Regions from separate parts of the Homo sapiens genome. Here region 1 is linked to region 2. A link is a contact called in ENCODE Hi-C or POLR2A ChIA-PET data. All regions are on one chromosome and are shown on one strand. Each heading gives the region's core, a stretch centred on a gene start or an enhancer-like site at or near the end of the contact. The rest is flanking DNA. Distances are from core to core; before and after follow the strand shown. Region 1 has its middle 6.1 kb from the start of LINC01736. Region 2 has its middle 39 kb from the start of URB2.

Evidence for each region. A loop is a pair of places that touch in the nucleus more often than their neighbours do. ChIA-PET counts read pairs that join two places held with the same protein, here RNA polymerase II (POLR2A). Pooled maps may share reads with other maps.
Region 1: a loop to region 2 is called in a map of gastrocnemius medialis, with 2.7 times the contacts of the local background. The contact joins two enhancer-like sites. A Hi-C loop is called at or near these places in 1 of 168 maps with a recorded cell type or tissue (gastrocnemius medialis) and 4 of 50 pooled maps. POLR2A ChIA-PET finds 5 or more read pairs at or near these places in 2 of 52 experiments (H1 and PC-9).

The regions. Positions count from the first base shown.
Region 1 is chr1:229,992,815-230,000,345 of GRCh38, forward strand. No RefSeq gene overlaps it. Among named protein-coding and RNA genes, the nearest start is that of LINC01736, 6.1 kb to the right of the region's middle. Within about 2 kb of position 6,282, at least 7 of the 41 ENCODE cell types and tissues checked have a DNase peak (open chromatin) inside an H3K27ac peak, as active enhancers do.
Region 2 is chr1:229,662,026-229,669,042 of GRCh38, forward strand. No RefSeq gene overlaps it. Among named protein-coding and RNA genes, the nearest start is that of URB2, 39 kb to the left of the region's middle. Within about 2 kb of position 2,291, at least 5 of the 41 ENCODE cell types and tissues checked have a DNase peak (open chromatin) inside an H3K27ac peak, as active enhancers do.

The DNA.
Region 1 (7,531 bases), core at 5,032-7,531, 330 kb after region 2:
CGTGCTACCTTTGGGAAGGGTGCAAAATAATGATATGCATTTATATTTGCTTATATCTGCAAGAAGACAGGCTAGAAGGATACCCAAGAAACAAAGCTGAGGGTGGGGCAGATGGGGAGGAAGGAGGTAGACGGGACAGAGGCATACGCAGGCTTCTCAGTATATATCTTTGTTATATCATTCTGATGTTTGAACCATGTATATTACCTAATGAGAAATACGATAAAGTAATAAAATACAGTAAAAAATTCTACACATTCTAGTTCTAACTCAATTACTACAATTAACTCTGTAGTTATAGAGATATAATTGTACTTTTTTTTTGAGGTGAGGTTTTGCTGTGTTACCCAAATTGGTCTTGAACTCCAGTGCTCAAGTGATCCTCCCACTCCAGCCCCCCAAGTAGGTGGGATTATAGGTGTACATCACTGTGCCTGACTTTCATTTTCCTTTTCTGAGTTTCAGTTCTCTCTTCTCTCAAATGGATTCATTGTTCTTTGATCTCTTGGTGTCTCTGAAAGTCATTATATATGACTTTGTATAAATTCATTATATATGAATATATGTCTATATTCATTGTTGTTTGAATATATGTCTATATTCATATATAATGTGTATGTATATGTGTATGTCTATATATGTATGTATGTCTATATACATACACATATACATTCATACATGTTTTAAAAGAGGGAAGGAAAAAGCTTAATTGATTAGATGGTATTCCAGCCTGTGTTTCCTTAGTTATATGTGTGTAAAAAATGCTTTGCCTGGTTGTGCCCCACAGCCACACTTCACCTATTACCTGAATTATGGGTCTAAGAGATGACGGAAGCTCTTGGAGAACTTAATTCATAACCCACATCTCCATGGAATGTTCCCACCATGTGACCACAAAGTGGAGAGAGACATCGATAACTAAGAACAAGCAATGTCTGATCCTATAGATAAAATGAACAGGAATGGATACTGGGGCAGGAAACCCAAGTTTTCAACAGAGAAGTGGTTAGAACAGGGGTAGAACCAAGACAACTGGAATATTAGAATGATGAGACAGTGATATGCAGGCATCTTTTTTCATCATCTCAAATTCAGAATTTATTGTAGATATGGACACTGTACTAGAACTGCAGGTGCCCTCTCCGGCTCTTCCACAGCCCAGTGTCCCCTCCAGTTGCATGCCACCAGCAGATGACATTCTCACCATCACAGCAACCATTGGATTTACTACCAGAAGACGCCAGTTAACAACATATGTAGAAGTGCAGTGATACATCAATCCACTAGCACTCCTGAACACATCAGCCTGGCGTGAGCAGAGCCCTGTAGAGCCCTGACATGGAAGAAAACAGGCCCCTGAATGAAATGAACAAAAAGATGTGGAAGCAAAGAGAGGAAGCCTAGGTAGGCACTGCCATAAGGGCAGCTGGGAGGTAGAAGAAGGCTCTGGCCTCCCAGGAGGAGTTTGGGGAGCCTGTCTGACACTGTGGATATACTTGCCTTCAAGTGCTTGCAAAGCTGTCACGTTGATGAAAGCATTGAGTTTTATTTTTCGAGACGGCATTCTGAACTGGTGGCAATTCAAGTGAGAAGGACCGTGGCTCCAAGGAAAGAGCTTTCTACTAGGGGCTTCCTATCACTCAGCTCATGCAGCCTGGACCACTGTCTTCCATCCAAGATGCTGGAACATTAGTGTCCACACCCAGATACAAATAGAATCACACAGAGCAGCTTGTTCCAAATCAGCTTCTCAGGCCTCATCCCAGACACTCAGAGTTAGCAAGTCAAAGGAGGACCCCAACTTTGGGTTCCCAACAAGCACCCCAGGTGACTCTGATACAGCAGCATGTGAAATGAAATTTGGAAGCCACTTAGATAAATAATCTAAAAATGGTTCAACTCAAGTTTCATGTTATCCAGAGTCTGGCCTGCCCCCAAAGAGAGGTAAATTATAATAATCCTTTCTATTTCTTTCCAAGAAAGAAAAAGTCTTGGTTCTGCAACCTTGTTGTCTTGGCAACATTTCTTGTTGAAGTCTGTATTTCATCACTCAAATCCTTGCACCACAAGAAAATACAAGGCACCTTTAGAATTCTGCGGCAGGGAGAACATTGTAATCCCCCCGGGGACAGGCTGCGACACTATGTTAATGGGCTGTGTGGAACAGTGCTCAACCTGGAAAGGACACCTGTTCCCTGAAAGGGGGCCTGTCACTGCCCCCAGGCATCTGGAGACAAGGTCAGCAGGGTGAAAACACACCCTGCTGGGGTTGAGGGGATAATGGTTCACATCTTTTGTGGCCTGACCCTGGGCATATCACCTGACGATCTTGAGCCTAGTTTTCCATCTGTAAACTGTTGGCTACAATGTTCAGATGCATTTTAATTAATTCTGAAACTATATAGTAACTGTCACTTATGGAAGACCTACTGATATGGTTTGGATATTTGTCCCCTCCAAATCTCGTGTTGAAAAGTGACTCCCAGTGTTGGAGGTGGGAGGTGTTTGGATCACGGAGGTGGCTCCCTCATGCATGGCTTAGCACCATCCTCTTGGTGATAAGTGAGTTCTTGCTCATTTAGTTCACCCAGTGTCTGATTGTTTTAAAAAGGCTGGGCCCTCCTCCTTGCTCTCTTGTTCCTGCTCTCACTATGTGATGTGCCTGCTCCTGCTTCACCTTCTACCATGATTATAAGCTTCCTGGGGTCCTCAGCAGAAGCCAAGCTGATGGTGGTGCCATGTTTGTACAGCTTGCAGAAACATGAGCCAAATAAACCTTTTTTCTTTATAAATCATCCAGCCTCAGGTATTTCTTTACAGAAATGCAAAAACAACCTAACACACCTACGAGAAGCAAAGTGTGGAAGTGTTCTCTCTAATATACGTGTGTGTGCACATGGTAGAAGGACCACTACTTATACCTATGAGTAAAAGCTTCTGAGTCCTCCATGAAGCTGAGCAGATGCTGGTACCATGCTTGTACAGCCTGCAGAACTGTGAGCCAAACAAACCTCTTTCTTTATAAATAACTCAGCCCCAGGTATTCCTTTACAGCAATGCAAAATGAACTAATACAATGCTCATACATGTAAGTATGCATACATGCGTGTGTATACACATATGAATGTGTGTGTGTGTTTTTCTCATCCTTACAATAGCCTCAAGGTTGTTGTTATTCCCATTTTTCTGGTATAGAAAGTGAGGCTCCAAGAAGGTAGGTATCTTCAGGCAGGTCTCAGTTCAAGGGGAGCTATTTGCCAGTATCTGTCCATGCATGTACTCTTTGACTCAGCTATTCTACTTGTAAGTAATCAGCAGTGCTCTAGTTTTCTATTGCTTCTGTAACAGATTGCCACAAATTTCGTGTTTAAAAAACCACAAAGTTATTATCTCACATTTCTATGGCTCAGAAAGCCAAATGGCTCAGCTGGTTTCTCTGCTTTGGATCCCACAAGGCTAAAGTCAAGGTGTTGGCTGACCAGGGCTCTTATCTAGAGGCCCTGTGAGGAATCCAGTTGCAGACTCATTCAGGTTATTGATAAAACTTGGTTCCAAGCAATCATAGCACTGAGGTCCCTGATCCCTTGCTGCTGCCAGCCAGGACTGTTTCTCAGTATCTGGAGGCTTCCCACACTCCCTGGCTCAAGGATCCTTCTTTTTCAAAGCCAGCCATGGTGAGTTGTCTTTCTCATGATTCAAATCTCTCTGGCATTCCCTCATCCCTCCTGCCTCCAGCTGGAGAAAGCTCTGTGCTTTGAAGGGCTGTCTTAGTCTGTCTGGGCTGATATAACAAAATACCTGAGACTTGGTAAAATAATTTGTAAACAACAGAAATTTATTGCTCACAGTTCTGGAGGCTGGGCAGTCCAAGGTCTTCCTTACCAGCAGATTCAGTGACTGGCCAGGGCCTGTTCCTCAGAAATGGTATCTTCTGTGTGTCCTCACGTGGTGGGAGGGGCAACCAAGTTCCCTCAGGCCTTTTTTTTTTTTTTTTTGAGACAGAGTCTCGCTCTGTCACCCAGGCTGGAGTGCAGTGGCCTGATCTCGGCTCACTGCAACCTCCACCTCCTGGGTTCAAGCGATTCTCCTGCCTCAGCCAGCTGGGACTACAGGCACATGCCACCAAGCCCAGCTAATTTTTTGTATTTTTACTAGAGAGGGGGTTTCACCATGTTGGTCAGAATGGTCTTGATCTCCTGACCTGGTGATCCACCCGCCTCGGCCTCTCAGTGCTGGGATTACAGGCATGAGCCACTGCGCCCAGCCGTCTCAGGCCTCTTTTACGAGGGCACTAACCCCAAGAGTGCTCTACCCTCATGACATCATCATATCCCAAAGGCTCCGCCTCTTAATACCATCACCTTGGGGAGTAGGTTTCAACATACGATTTAGGGGCCATGCGTATATTTAGACCATAACAAAGGCTCATGTTATGAGGCTGTTCATCCAGATAATCCTGGGTAACCTTGGTTTCTTAAGGTCTATAACCTTGATTCCATCTACATAATCCTTTTTGTCATATAACATAACATACTCAAAAGTTCCAGGGATTAGAACGTGAATATCTTTGGGGCAGTCATTTTGTACAAACTGCACTTAATGCAAAATGATATATCTACAAGAATAGTCATTGCTGTATTCATTGTAATAGTAAAATAATGAAAATAACCTAAATATGCATCAGGAAGTGAGTTTATACATTATGGTTTATATGACGGAATATACTATGCAGTTGTTAAAAAGAATGTGGCAGCTCTATATGAGTTTATATAAAAGGATCATGTTATTGGCTGGATGTGGTGGCTCACGTCTGTAATCCCAGCACTTTGGGAGGCCAAGGCAGGTGGATCACTTGAGGTCAGGAGTTCAAGACCAGCCTGGCCGACATGGCAAAACCCCATCTCTACTAAAAAAACACACACACACACGCACAAAAACTAGCCGGGCATGGTTGTGTGGGTGCCTGTAATCCAGCTACTTGGGAGGCTGAGGCGGGAGAATTGCATGAACTTGGAAGGCGCAGGTTGCAGTAAGCCAAGATTGCAACACTGCACTCCAGCCCAGGTGATGGAGTGAGACTCTGTTTCAAAAAAATAAATTATGTCATTGTATTTGGTGCAAAAAGGAAGAGTATAAATGCTACAATTTGTATTTGTGTCTATTTATATGCATCAATGCCATGCAACATTTTTGGAAAAGATGCACAAAAGACTATTGACCCCAGTAGCCTCCCAGGAGGGCAGATGGGAGACAGAGCTATCAAGCTAGAGGACAGAGCTATCAGGGCAAGGTACTGACGCTGGAGCCAGGCTGCCTCGCTCAGCTCCGCACTGTAGTGTGAGTTTGGGAAGGTGATCTCTTTGTGCATTAAACTCTTAATCTGTTAGTTTCACAATGTCTTTGTGCCTCAGTGTCCTCATCTGCAAATGGGAATGTTAATACCACTACTTGTTGTAAGGTTAAAAAAAAATTCATGCATATATGCAAAGGTTTAGTGTACAGCCTGACACAGAGTAAATGCCATAAAAGTATTTGCTATCATGATCTGTCCAAGAACACATAAGTGAATTATGGAGGGCTGAGGGGAGGTGGTGCCACATTGCTATGACCAGCGACTATCATGCAGAACTTTTGAGCCCTCCCTACTGTGAGGGTCCAGAGAGAAGGGGCAGTTACTCGCCCGAGTCACTCTGAGAAGTAGAGGTTAGGCCTTGGAAGCCAGGCCAGGCTGAGCAGGGTCTCCTGGCTTTAGATCTAGTGGTTCCTTTTTGAGACAGAGTTTCACTCTCTCACCTAGGCTGGAGGACAATGGTGCAATCATAGCTTACTGCAGCCCTGAACTCCTGGGCTCAAGTGATCCTCCTGCCTCAGCCTCCCAAAACGCTGGGATTAAAGGACCGAGCCACTGTGCCCAGCCGGGTCTAGTGGCTCTTCCATGGCCCCATCAGTGGCAAGAGTGGTCACCAGGGAAGCAGCACATCTCTGCCCTGTTGCTTGCTCACCAATAAGGTGAGAAATAAAGGCTTTAATAGGTGCGATAACAATTTTTAGGAGATGCCACCTCAACCCAGGGTCTGTTTTCTGTTCCTTCCCTATGTACTCCCCTTAAATCTCCAGACCCCATGATACGTGAGCTAGAGCTATTTGAATTGGGCCTTTAACCTCAGTTCATCTCTTGTTTTGCAGCTGTGAAATAGGAGAATTAATATTACCCAGTTTCCCTGAAAGAGGCCTGAGTCACTTTGGTTATGCACCATTTTCCAACGCTCTGAGAAGCAGCCTCAAAGAACTACAAGAACCTTTTTAGAAGCAGTTGCAACTGACTGCCAAGGAAAGTTCTGGGCCATAATTCTTTAACGAAAACATTCAGACCTTTCCATGATTAATCAAAAGGGAAATAAGGAAAAGGGAAATCATGAATTCGTACTAAATCGCTACACTTGGAGCAGACGCTGCCTCTTGGCAATTCTTTCTCAGCACTTGTTCTGCCAAAGGGAGAAAAGGAAATAATGCACTGAGAATTTCTTCCCCTCTCTTCTGTCTCCTGATCTCTTATTTTTTTTCTTCTAAAGGTCAAATGTATTTGCTGAGCTGCCTCGACAAATACCTGCCCTCCACTCAGAGGCTGAAATGTCATTGCTGAAAATGAGGAAATGGAGTGACAGTGGAAGAGCCGTGGAGTGCGGGCTCCTAGTGACCGGCCCCTGCTGGGACACCCACCCCATGCAGACTTTACTACAGCCTTCGCAGAAGCTAACACTGTAATCAAGGCTGCAGGATTTCTGCTCCCTTGCTTTCCCTCTCTTTTGACTACATATTTTATTTCAGCCCCGTGGTGAATTATTTATTCGGAGGGGAGGTGGGAGAAAGTGAGGAGAACTCAGCCCTTTGGGAATAATAAGAATATAAGAAGACACAGCGGCCTTTCTCAGCCGGGAAACAGGAAGCACAGGTCTCCTTTTTAAATCTAACTAAGGAACTGGTAGAGTCGGCGGATGCTTGTTGAGTGTGGCTTTTGTGATGCTTCCAGTATGTAGCAGCAATGTTCCCAGATGTAGCCAAGGCCCAAACCTGGGGGAACCGCATGCCAGTCAGAGGGGAGGCTCAACCTCCCTCACTGGACGGGAATGCCTCCTTTGTGAAACCCACTTGGTAGGGCTAAGGAAAGGCTTGGACTTTGCTGATGTGGTCACTTCTCAGCTCCCAAACAGAGTGGGATGTAGCATCTGAGTAAAGGCTTACCCTGGCTTCAGAGGAGCTAGATAGAGATTCAACCCAGGGCCAGGCTTGTTTCTAATTAAAGTGGGCTTACCTGTCCCCAGCACCTGCACAGGTAATGAGACTCACCCAACATGCCCACCACTGCTATATCAGGTACCTCTGTAATGCTCCATCAGAATAGTCTACAAGAGTTCACAGGTTGGGCATGGTGGCTCACACCTGTAATCCCAGCGCTTTGGGAGGCCAAAGTGGGACGATAGCTTGAGGCCAGAAGTTCAAGACCAACCTGAGGAACATAGCAAGACCCTGT
Region 2 (7,017 bases), core at 1,041-3,540:
CAAAGCAGACAAGTTCAGTGGCTGGAGAAAGAGGTGATATTTGAACTGAGACCTGCCTGGGTGGTGAGAGGCGCCCCTGGAAGGGCCTGGGGTGCTGATCCTTAATGCCTGCACTGAATCCATGTGGCAGCCTGGTTTTGGCTGAGGGCGGACACCTGAAGGGAGGGGTGGGCGTAAGGGGAGTTGGGTGAGAGAAGGCTCAGCGGGGTGACTTTGCCTGGGATGTTGCCTTGGGCGGTCCTGGACAGTAGTACATCAGGGGGCCCCCAATGGCACAGACAACACACAGCCCCGTTCTCGACCTTGCCCTGCTTGTGGACCACAGTGGGTGGGTCTCCTTCACAGCCTGTCTTCTGCAGCTTCCCGGACTCAGCCTCCTACAGTAGCTGTGGAAACTGCCCAATGTTAAGGAGTGATGTGAAGTCTCCAGAAAAAAAGACAGCAAAGAGGGGGTGTCTACTTGAAGGGATTTGGGGGAGTTTTTTTTTTTTTCGGTTTCTCTTTTTCATTTTTCTTTGGAGACAGGGTCTCGCTCTATTGCCTAGGCTGGAGTGCAGTGGTGCAATCCTAGCTCACTGCACCCTCCAACTCCTGGGCTCAAGCGATCCTCTTGTCTCAGCTTCCCAAGTAGTTGGGACTACAGGTGCACACCACCACAACCAGCTAATTTTTAAGTTTTTAGTAGAGATAGTCTCACTATGTTGCCCAGGCTGGTCTGGGACTCCTGGCCTCAAGCAGTCCTCCCTTCCTTGGCCTCCCAAAGTGCTGGGATTACAGGTGTTAGCCCCCGCACCTGGCCCTGGTTTCTCATAACTCATAGAGGTAACTTTGATTTATTGCCGGCATGCCAGGCTATAGCCTGAATTCTTTTGTCTAATAAGCTCATACGTTTCTGCTTTATGTCTCATAAAAGCCGCTGTAGAGGCAGCAGCAGTGTCGTTTTTGATTCCTCATTCCCTTGTGCAACTTCTGAACACTCTCCTTTTTTTTTAAATTTTACTTTGTCGTTTACCTTTTCCATCTCTTCCAGCAGACAAGTTCAGTGGCTGGAGGGAGAGGTGATATTCACCCTTTCCCCCTCAGCCTGTATGTCTCTCGTGTCTCTCTAATGGATGTTACTTCTGTTGCCCTGTGCTTTCTTGTCCCCACGTCCTTCCAACACCATTCTGCCATCCCCACTCACTGACTTCTCTGCCCTCCCTCCCTGGTGTGTCTGGGCCACCTCTCTCAATCACTCCTGCTTGCTGGTGACCTCTCTTCTTTCCCAGTCTTCCCTCTTGTTTCCTGCTGATATTTTTTGTAGCCTCATGTCCACACTGGGGACCCTTCTGAAATGTCCTGACCCCACATTCCCAGGACTGCCACCCCTGCCCATCTGCCATCGCTGATGTGAGAACTCACACTTGAGCCTCCTTGTTGGACTCTTCTTGGCTTCCCTTGCTCCTTTTTTTTAAGAGGCTGGAGTACAGTGGTGTGATCCTAGCTCACTGCAGCCTCCAACTCCTGGGCTGAAGTGCTCCTCCCATGTCAGCCTCCCAAGTAGCTAGGACTACAGGTGCATGCCACCACGCCTCGCTAATCTTTTTTAAGTAGAGATGGGATTTCGCTCTTGCCCTGGCTGGAATTGAACTCCTGGGCTCAGGTGATCCTCTTGCCTTGGCCTCCAAAGTGCTGGGATTACAGGTGTAAGCCACCGTGCCTGGCCCAATGAGCCTGTTTGTAATGTCCTTTCTTTGGCCTGCCCTGTTGTCCCTCTACCCAGCTTGTTCCCCGTTGCCACCATGACCACTGTGCCTCACTGGCATCCCTAGGTCTGTCACCTCCTTCCTCGTCTTTGGAGTTCCCTGATTGTCCTGCCCTACCCTTAACTCCAGAGCCAGCTCTGTTGAGGGAGAAAGGAATGGAGTCATGGGGATTGATTCTCTACAAAATCCTGTTCTCTCTCTTCTGCTGGGGTCACCTATTGGGAGGAAGATCTCTTTTTTCATCAGAGGGAGAAACATCCATGAGGCAGCATAGCTTTGGGATGTTAGGAGCTTGTGGAGACTGGATTGTTACAATGGTTTTAATGTGAAGTTCTGGTTGATCGTAGAACATAAATATTTGGATGAGAGGAAGGAAGAGGTTTGTGAAATGCTCCAGAAAGAACACAACTAGTAGTAGTGGGAGTGGTTTTTCATTACAAAGGAGGATTGAGGGGATGTGACTCAGTAGACCAGGCTCAACGGAGGTGAAAGTGTGCTGGGGCCTGGGGCGAGAAACACACTCAGAAAAATGAGGCCACGGGAAATCCCAGCAGTAACGCCTGGCCGGCTGCCAAGGTGGTGATAAAGAAGCACCCACAGAAACACAAATCAGTGCACGGCCCTGCGTCTTCCTGTACCTTAATGTCATGCTAGAGGGCATGGCCAACTGTTTCCCAACTATGGCCATTTCAAAGACTCAGAATGGCTGTTCTTGTGGGGACAGATGTGGGTGCCGGTGCCATTCAGTGTCTGGTATTCTCTGACTTGGCATGCAGCCTGCACTGGTATTTTCTCTAAGCCCTCTTTGAGCTTTATAACAGATTAAATCAGGCACACAATCTCTTCCCATCTAACCATAGCCCTCTGTCTCTCGAGTCTCTGCTATCACTTTCCCTGCTGTTTATAGACACACACAGAATACTCTTAATTTATCTTCAGTCTCGATCCTGTTATCCTCTCACATTTCCATCAGCCTTTTCTCTTGACTACCCAACAATTATAAGGAGTCTACCTTTGCTCCTTGGTCATCCTTCCCATCAAAACTGCCCTCTGAAAGACACCTGGCTTCACGAATGTGTGGTAGGTCCTTGACCATCGCTGGACACCCTTGGCTGGTCGGACCCCCCGCTGGCTCTCTGCATCCTCTAGGGCCTCGACTATCTCTGATGCTCTTGGTTACCTTTTTCTCTCCCTTCCCCTAAAATACTGGTGTCCTCAAGGATTAATCCTTGACAATTCTCTCTAGACCTTCTAACTTTCCTGACCTTCCACTCCCTGATGTCACCATTGCCTCTGGGCAAGTCCTTTTCAAACTTGCCAATTTCTGCTCATTGAATTGAGTTGAAAATCTGGAAGACATAACCAATTCCTCACTCTCCTTCAGTCCCAGCTCTCACTAGCATCTTCCCTCTTTTCTCTTACTGCCTGTGGTCACTCATCCTAGAGATTGTTTCTAAATAGTCCTAGTGGTTGTCCCTCCATCTTCCTTCAAACCTCCAAAGAGTCTCCTTTCAAAAAACAAATTTCTTTTTTTTTTTTTTTTTGAGACAGGGTCTTGCTCTGTTGCCCAGGATGGGTTACAGTGGCATGATCTTGGCTCACTGCAGCCTCTGCCTCCCAGGTTCAAGCGATTCTCCCACCTCAGCCTCCTGAGTAGCTGGAACTATAGGTGCGTGCCACCATGCTTGGCTAATTTTTATATTTTTTTGGTAGAGACGGGGTTTCACCATGGTGGCCAGGCTGGTCTTGAACTCCTGACCTCAGGTGATCCACCATCCTTGGACTCCCAAAGTGCTGGGATTACAGGCATGAGCCACCACGCCTGGCCTTATGATGACTTTTGGAAACTCCATCTAAAATCCCACCCACCTGCCTTGACCATCCTGTCCCCTTTTTCCCTGCTTCATTACTTTTTCCTCAGTATGTGTTGCTCTCCAATTTACTAGGTGTTTTGCTTATGCATGTTGTCTGGTGTCTTTTTTCCCAGTAGAAGTTAAACTCCGCATATGCAGGGATCCTGTTTGTGCTACTCACAGCTTGAGTATGGACCCGAAATGGGCACCTGGCACATAGTAGGTGCTCAATTAATACTTGTTGGATGAAGAATGCCCTGGGAATACTGGTCTTCCAGCAGAGTAGAACAATTTGAAAACTGCGCTCCACCCGCCTGTCTCCATAAATGTCAATGAATGCGTCTTTGTAGAATAAATATTTGAATTAAATTTTCCATGCACTATGTGTGGCTGCGTGGCCTGACTGTACAGAGGCTGCAGTTTACCACAGCAAAGTGTTGCTGATGCTTCCTATTACAATGCGTCATTGTTTCACTAAACACCCACAGCTTAGGTTTTCAGAAAATCTGGAAATGTGACATTAGCTTCCTGATTGTCTCAATTTCCAGATGCATTCATCCCTAATCCAGCAAATGTCAGGAGGGCTGCTTTATACTCTGGGGGCTGAGGTTTTCAGCACCTGTTTGCCACACACCTAGTTCTGATTGTCATTGGGATTGGAGATACAGGCAGAAGACAGCTCTGCCAGATTCGACTTTCTGATGAGGCTCCTGTGACATGTACTGCTGCTGGCGCTGGCTTGTGGTGCTGGAAGTGCAGGGTCTGGTGGCTCCCTTTGCAATGGGAAGTTTCAGAGGAGCTGGGCTGGTGAAAAGCAGCTGTTCATCCACAGCACATCTGCATGGAGCAAGGGCACTGGGGAGACTTAAATGTCCACTTCTGGGATTCTCTGGGTGGCATTTGGATGCCACTTTTGATGGACAGGTTGTCAGAATGATAGCATGAACGTCCACGGCTGGTGCCTTACGCGTGCATGCAGCAATTGCTAGTGGTTTCCTCCAGCTTCTTGAACGCATATTCATCACAGATGGGGCATCAGTCTGAGGGATTCTTCTTCCCTCCTTAGAAGACAATGGGGAGAACTGCCAAGGTTCCTTTCAAGGTCTCCAAAAGGGCAAATGTTTCTGTCTTTGGAATACTCACTTTGGAATGCTTTATGGGAAACTGTCCAAATCCCAGGTGGTATTTTCTTTTGCTGTGTGGTGGGAGCAGGTGCAGTGATTCAGATGGCTGCATGCATTGGACAGACACCTGCAGCAGGGCAGACAGAGCTGTGAGCTGGGGAAATAAATAGCTGTTCTTGCCTGTGGGCTTCTGGAGTACGCAGGGTTTTGTAATTAACCTTTTGTTTATCTTATAGAGCAATTTTGTTGCTTCTTGCTAAGATGCAAAGGACTTTTTGTGAAAAGACTATATAAGCAGAGATTAGGAGATGGCTGCTCAAAACCCAGAGAGTGGTGGGGGTGAAATACCCTCTCTCATCTCGGAATCCGTTTTAAATCTTCATCTAGTTCTTCAGTAATCTGACGGCTGCCTCACTCTGGCTAGGCTTGGGCTTCTGGTAAGTGAGTGAAGGCTGCACTCTGCTGTGTTGAGCTCCCTTCTCCATGCTCAATTCTTGAGTACCCTCAGAATCAGAGAGCTGGGGTGTGTCCAGGAGTAAGAAAAAGCTAACATGCTTCTGCTCAGGAACTGTAACTTCTACCTTTCTCCTCAAGGCTGAGGTTTTTAAACTGGCCTTCAGGGGAGCCACAAACCCGCTGAGAACCCGTACCAGTTTCTGCTTGTATGTGCACTTTTCTGGGTGGGCCCATGGCTTCCATTGATTCTACCTTAGTGCAGGCTTCCAGAAAGCAAAGTAAGAGATGGAGGACACAGGTGCTATTACTTTATTATGGAGTTCAATCTCAGCAGGAGCGAGGGACGTGGGGCACCAAGCATAGAAAGAGCTAATAGGAGGGCATGTTCTACCCCTGCCCTGTGAGCTGCACCTGCATTGTCTGGGCATCTGGTGGGGGAGTGGGGAGGAGGCCTCTGTCAATAGAAGAACTGGGGCCGGAGGTTTGGTGCAGTCAGGTTGTGTCTGTAGGAGGTCAAAATCCACACAGCTGGAATGAGAGACAGGTGAGGTCCAGAGGCTCTGCAGTGGGGCAAAGAGGTATCTGATGCAGATTCTCCAACTACCTGCTTAACTTCAAGTCTGCTTCATACAGTTGTATGGTTTGTGCACTGCCCAAAGATTCCTGGCTGAGGGAACAAGTTGGGACCAGAATCTGACCTGAGCTCTCTTTACAGAGTCTTGTACCTTTGTCCACCCAGAGCAGGTGCCTTTTCCAAATTAGCTCAGGGGGAGCTCTCTTCACCTGGTTTTCCAAAGTGACCAGTCAGGGGTAGGTTGCCCCGTGTATTAGTCCATTTTCATGCTGCTGATAAAGATGTACCTGAGACTGGGTAATTTATAAAGAAAAAGAGGTTTAATGGACTCACAGATCCATGTGGCTGGGGAGGCCTCACAATCATGGCAGAAGGCAAAAGTCACATCTTACATGGTGGCAGACGAGAGAAAATGAACACCAAGCAAAAGTATGTTCCCTTTATAAAATCATCAGATCTCGTGAGACTTATTCACTACCACAAGAACAGTATGGGGAAAACCACCTCCATGATTCAGTTGTCTCCCACTGGGTCCCACCCACAACACGTGGAAATTATGGGAACTACAATTCAAGATGAGATTTGAGTGGGGACACAGCCAAACTATATCACCCCGTCCAGCCTCCTTTTCCTTAGCTCCCTTCACATTCTAGTTTCTGCCTGAGCCATCAGGCCCTGTGGCCCAGACCAGGCATCTTGAACTATATCCCAGACCCTCCTCATGAACAGAATCACTGCTCAAAAGTCCTCCTTTTTTCACCTGCCCTGTGCTCTAGTCTAGATTCTGATTTCTTGTGGTGAGTTGGTGTTGCCTTGGATTTCTTGTGCCTGCTCAGATCTGTGGATTTGGCCCTAGGTCCTTTTTCTTTCTTCCTGTTGGCCTCCTCAGCTCCCTCCCTCCTTTCTGCCAGGTATTCCCTGCAGGCCTCAGCGTCAGGGCTACCTCTATTGACAGGGGATCCTTGGGCGTTCGGGCCATAGTTTTTCTTTGGTGAATAAATATGTATGGCTTACAAAACATGTGTTTCTAAATTTATGAAATTATATGTATGTTTATACATTCATTCGTGCTTTCATTTAGCCAACATTTATTAAGTTTTTTACATAGCAGAAACCACTTCATAACTGTGAGACTCTGGATAAATCACTTAAGTTTCCTGAGTGTCATTTTCTTCTCTGTGAAATGGAGGTAATAATGATTGGCTCCGGTGTGGTCCTGCACCTTGAACAAGATAGTGGACTTTAAAGGGCTTCATCAGATGCCA